Regions from separate parts of the Homo sapiens genome. Here region 1 is linked to region 2. Evidence: read pairs that join two places in POLR2A ChIA-PET (ENCODE). Cell type or tissue: Panc1. All regions are shown on one strand. Region 1 has its middle 31 kb from the start of DDIT4. Region 2 overlaps PSAP (prosaposin).

Region 1 (2,500 bases), 480 kb before region 2:
TGAAGAAATGCAGGTTTCTCAGCCCAGATGGCCGAGCAGCCTCCAGTGATTCTGAGGGTAGGTAGGTCTTGGAACCCCAGCCTTGGAAACTCGGGGGCAGAGCTGCCAGAGGAGAGGGGAAGGGATGCTCTAGCCCCTCCAAACTGCTTCTGACCCCCCTCACCAGCCACCTGCATCTGTGGCTGTGGTCAACCACTCCCTCTCAGGGCCAGGGGCCAAGACAAGCTTTGTCCCAGTGTCTTTAAGTTGGAGCCTCCTTGCTTAATAGATGCTTTGGGGAGGCCAGGTGTGGCGGCTCATGCCTGTAATCCCAGGACTTTGGGAGGCCAAGGCAGGTGGATCACCTGAGGTCGGGAGTTCAAGACCAGCCTGACCAAACATGGAGAAACCCCGTCTCTACTAAAAATACAAAATTAGCCAGGCGTGGTGGCACATGCCTGTAATCCCAGCTACTTGGGAGGCTGACGCAGGAGAATTGCTTGAATCTGGGAGGTGGAGGTTGTGGTGAGCCAAGATCATGCCATTGCACTCCAGCCTGGGCAACAAGAGGGAAACTCCACCTCAAAAAAAAAAAAAAAAAAAAGATGCTTTGGGGAAATGGCAAGAATGGCCACCTTGATGGCAGGGTACACCAATCTTGGGGGCTGGAGCAGACCTCTGGAGGTCATTCAGTCCGTTCTCTTGCCTCCAGGCAGCACTGGAATCATCCCAGCTGGACAAGTCTTTATCTTGTTTTGAGCACTTCGGAAGCTGGGCTCTCCACGCCCTTCCTCGGACACTCATTCTGATGTCTAAACATTTCTTGCCAGGAAGTTCTTCTTCAGGTCTAATTCAAACTCCTGATGCTATGAGTTGCCACCCTGTGGCTCTTGTGGTTCTGGCAGGAGACAGGAAAGTACTGCGTGCTTCTTGCCTTCATCTAGGTCTGGAGTCATCAGTGCCTTGAATGTTGATTAAAATCTTAACTTGCTGTGTGATCCTAGGCAAGGCACGACTACCCTTTTAGTCTTAGTTTCCTTGTCTGTAAAGTGAGACCAATGATGCTCATAGTGCAGGAACTGAGAGGATCCAATGAAACCATGAATGTGTGGATGAGGCATAAAGCTCGCTGCTAACCTGAGACTATCATTACTATTCATAAATAAGCACCACCTTCTCCCTGAACCATCGTATAAGACAGTTTCCAATGTGGTGCTATGCAAGATAATTTTAGGTGATACAAGAGCAAGTATTTCTAATTAAAATTTAATGTGATGTGACTGGGCGCGGTGGCTCATGCCTGTAATCCCAGCACTTTGGGAGGCCGAGGTGGGCAGATTACTTGAGGTCAGGAGTTTGAAACCAGCCTGCCTAACTTAGTGAAATGCTGTCTCTACTCAAACAAACAAACAAAAAACATTAGCTGGTGGTGGTGACACGTGCCTGCAATCCCAGCTACTGAGGAGGCTGAAGCAGGATAATCACTTGAACATGGGGGTGCGGGTGGGCGGAGGTTGCAGTGAGCCTGGATCGCACCACTGCACTCCAGCCTGGGCGATAGAGTGAGACTCCATCTCCCCTCCCCCACAAAAAAGCAACCTAACATTGTTTTTTGTTTGTTTTTTTTGTTTTTCTTTTTTTTAAGACGGAGTGTCGCTCTGTCGCCCAGGCTGGAGTGCAGTGGTGCGATCTCAGCTCACTGCAAGCTCCGCCTCCCAGGTTCACGCCATTCTCCTGCCTCAGCCTCCCCAGCAGCTGGGACTACAGGCGCATGCCGCCACGCCCGGCTAATTTGTTGTATATTTTTAGTAGAGATGGGGTTTCATGGTGTTAGCCAGGATGGTCTCGATCTCCTGACCTTGTGGTCCGCCTGCCTCAGCCTCCCAAAGTGCTGGGATTACAGGCGTGAGCCACCGCGCCCGGCCTCCTAACATTGTTTTAAAGAAAAAATATTTGCCGGGTGCGGTGGCTCACGCCTGTAATCCCAGCACTTTGGGAGGCCGAGGCGGGTGGATCACGAGTTCAGGAGTTCGAGACCAGTCTGGCCAATATAGTGAAACCCCATCTCTACTAAAAATACAAAAAATTAGCTGGGCATGGTGACAGGCACCTGTAATCCCAGCTACTAGGGAGGCTGAGGCAGGAGAATTGCTTGAACCCAGGAGGCAGAGGTTGCAGTGAACCAATATCACACCATTGCACTCCAGCCTGGGCAACAGTGCAAGACTCCGTCTCAAAAAAAAGAAAAAATATTGAGTGCATAGCCCTCCAGGTAGCTCTGAGGCTGGGACAGGAATCATGAAGGTGGCTTGAGAAACGCAGGCAGAGTGGGGATGGCAAAGCTAAAAAACAGGAGGCTGCTTCCCAAGAGTGGGCAAGAGAGGCTGAGTAAGGAATGGGATGAGAGGCAAGGACCCTAGAGGAAGCAGGAAGACAACAGGGCAGTGTGGAGCAGGACTGTAGAGTGGCTGAGCAGGTGCAGCCCTCTCTGGGTTCTGGAACAGTCTGTTGTGTAGAGCTG
Region 2 (2,500 bases):
GATCCTCCCACCTTAGCCTCCTAAGTAGCTGGGAGTACAAATGCACACCACCACACCTGGCTAATTTTTGTATTTTTTGTTTTGCCATGTTGCTCAGACTGGTCTCAAACTCCTGGGTTCAAGCGATCTGCCTGCCTCGGCTTCCCAAAGTGCTGGGATTACAGGTGTGAGCCACTGTGCCTGGCCAACCTTTTTATTTATACTAAACCCCCTTTTTATACCATACTGTTACTATAATGAACACTTAATCGATTTTAAGCCTATCAGTAATTTGAGAGCCTGTAAAGCATCTTAGGAACTGGTCAGCAAGTGCCCCCTAATGCTGCAGCCCTGAGTATATAAGGACGTTTTCCTAGGAATTTGAGTCCTCTTAAGTTGCAAACCTAACTGCCTCTTCTGTAGGATAATGGGGACGTTTGCCAGGACTGCATTCAGATGGTGACTGACATCCAGACTGCTGTACGGACCAACTCCACCTTTGTCCAGGCCTTGGTGGAACATGTCAAGGAGGAGTGTGACCGCCTGGGCCCTGGCATGGCCGACATAGTGAGCCTTGTGTCCTTGTGCATTGGGGATGTTCTGGGCCTGGGAGTTGGGCTGTGGAGGCTGGAGTAGGGCGTTCAGACAACATCCTTCTCTTTTTTCCCAGAAAGCAGCTTGAATAGGTAGTGCAGACTTGAATCTATTTTGGTTAATGGCATCTGGATATGTAACAAAACTGGGAACAAAAAGTAGGAGACTGTTTCTGGGAAGATTTTGTTTCCTGCCAGGCACCCTGTGTATTAGGAACACTGTAGAAATACTTTTTGCCCCCATTTTTTTTTTTTTTTTTTGAGACTGAGTGTTGCTCTGTTGCCCAGGCTGGAGTGCAGTGGCGTGATCTCAGCTCACTGCAACCTCTACCTCATGGGTTCCAGGGATTCTCCTGCCTTAGCCTCCCGAGTAGCTGGGATTACAGGTGTGTGCAATCACGCCCAGCTAATTTTTGTATTTTTAGTAGAGATGGGGTTTCACCGTGTTTGTCAGGCTGGTCTCAAACTCCTGATCTCAAGTGATCTGCCCGCTTCAGCCTCCCAAAGTGCTAGGATTACAGGCGTGAGTCTCTGCGCCCGGCCTTTACCCCATTTTTTTCTTTTCTTTTCTTTTTTTTTTTTCTTTTTTGAGACGGAGTCTCGCTCTGTCGCCCAGGCTGAAATGCAGTGGCGCGATCTCGGCTCACTGCAAGCTCCGCCTCCCGGGTTCACGCCATTCTCCTGCCTCAGCCTCCTGAGTAGCTGGGACTACAAGTGCCCGCCACCATGCCCGGCTAATTATTTTTGTATTTTTTAGTGGAGACGGGGTTTCACTGTGTTAGCCAGGATGGTCTCGATCTCCTGACCTCATGATCCGCCTGCCTCGGCCTCCCAAAGTGCTGGGATTACAGGCGTGAGCCACCGCGCCCGGCCATTTACCCCATTTTTGAAAGCTTGGCTAATGTATGTGACACTGAGAATTCCAGCTGTGCTCCTGCAGCAAGCATGGTCGCTGACCATGGTTCACCTGGAAGCCTCCCTTAGTCCTGTGGGCTCAGAAACTCATTTTCTTGGCCCCTTACTTAGATCGTTTCATTCTGGGACCCTATTCCAAGATTATTAATCACACTCAGGTGGATGTGTAAAACCAAAATGCCATTTTTAGTACCTGACAACTGAAGAAACCTGCTAGACTGGCAGCTGAGAAGCTGGTTGTAATTACTCTGTCCTTTGGGATCTAGCGAGGCTTTTTGGGTGGAGTGGCCGGCTCTAGGAGATGAGGCCTTCTCCATTTTTTTTTTTTTCTTGAGACAGGGTTTAGCTCTGTCACCCAGGCTGGAGTGCGGTGGCACAATCATAGCTCACTGCAGCCTTTACCTCCTGGGCTCAAACAATCCTCTTCTCAGCCTCCCAAGTAGCTGGGATTACAGGAGTGAGCCACCACGCCCAGCTGAGGGTTTCTCTCTGACTTTCCGTTAGGAATGTTAATCAGGTGAACATTCATTCATTTTGAAAGCCTAGGAATCCTGTAGCCTCATTTTAAGTGTCTTTGCATAACACCATTTAAACAGGTTTCCCAGTTGAACCCTCTCTGAGAGGCTGTATCATGTTACCTTTGGTCCTCTCTCTGTAGAAGCTCCCCAAATACAAGGAGCAATTCTGTGGAGTCTACTGGAAGTATCTAGATTGTCTGAAAATAAGCAGTTAAAAATCATTATAACTTGACTCTACTGGATTTAAGCTTTATAATGCCATCTGAGATTGTGTAAATGGCTTTGAAAGGTAAGCTCCAGTTCCTAAGCAGTGTATCTCCTAGCTGCCTTCTCTCCAAATTGCCACTGAATAGTTGCTGTGTGATCCTGGGGCACGTGAGGTTATAAGATAAAGGAGACAGGAGGGTGGAATCTTTAAGGTCCCTTAAGAAACATTTTCAAAACGTCTTTTGCACACATTTCCTATAAATGATAGAGTAACCAAATTGTCATTTT

The links. ChIA-PET counts read pairs that join two places held together with the same protein. Peaks named below come from ENCODE experiments on the same cell type or tissue, not always from the same donor. Only the 100,000 strongest peaks of a DNase experiment are listed, where the experiment ranks them.
Region 1: POLR2A ChIA-PET joins it to region 2 with 5 read pairs; 2 of 35 experiments call an interaction of 5 or more read pairs at or near these places.

The regions. Positions count from the first base shown.
Region 1 is chr10:72,304,045-72,306,544 of GRCh38, reverse strand. No RefSeq gene overlaps it. Among named protein-coding and RNA genes, the nearest start is that of DDIT4, 31 kb to the right of the region's middle. In Panc1, no CTCF peak of the experiment used is centred here; no DNase peak of the experiment used is centred here; H3K27ac peaks cover 1,482 bases.
Region 2 is chr10:71,826,060-71,828,559 of GRCh38, reverse strand. It overlaps PSAP (prosaposin), which reads left to right. Exons shown (of 14, transcript NM_002778.4): 6 at 403-546. Among named protein-coding and RNA genes, the nearest start is that of PSAP, 24 kb to the left of the region's middle. In Panc1, no CTCF peak of the experiment used is centred here; no DNase peak of the experiment used is centred here.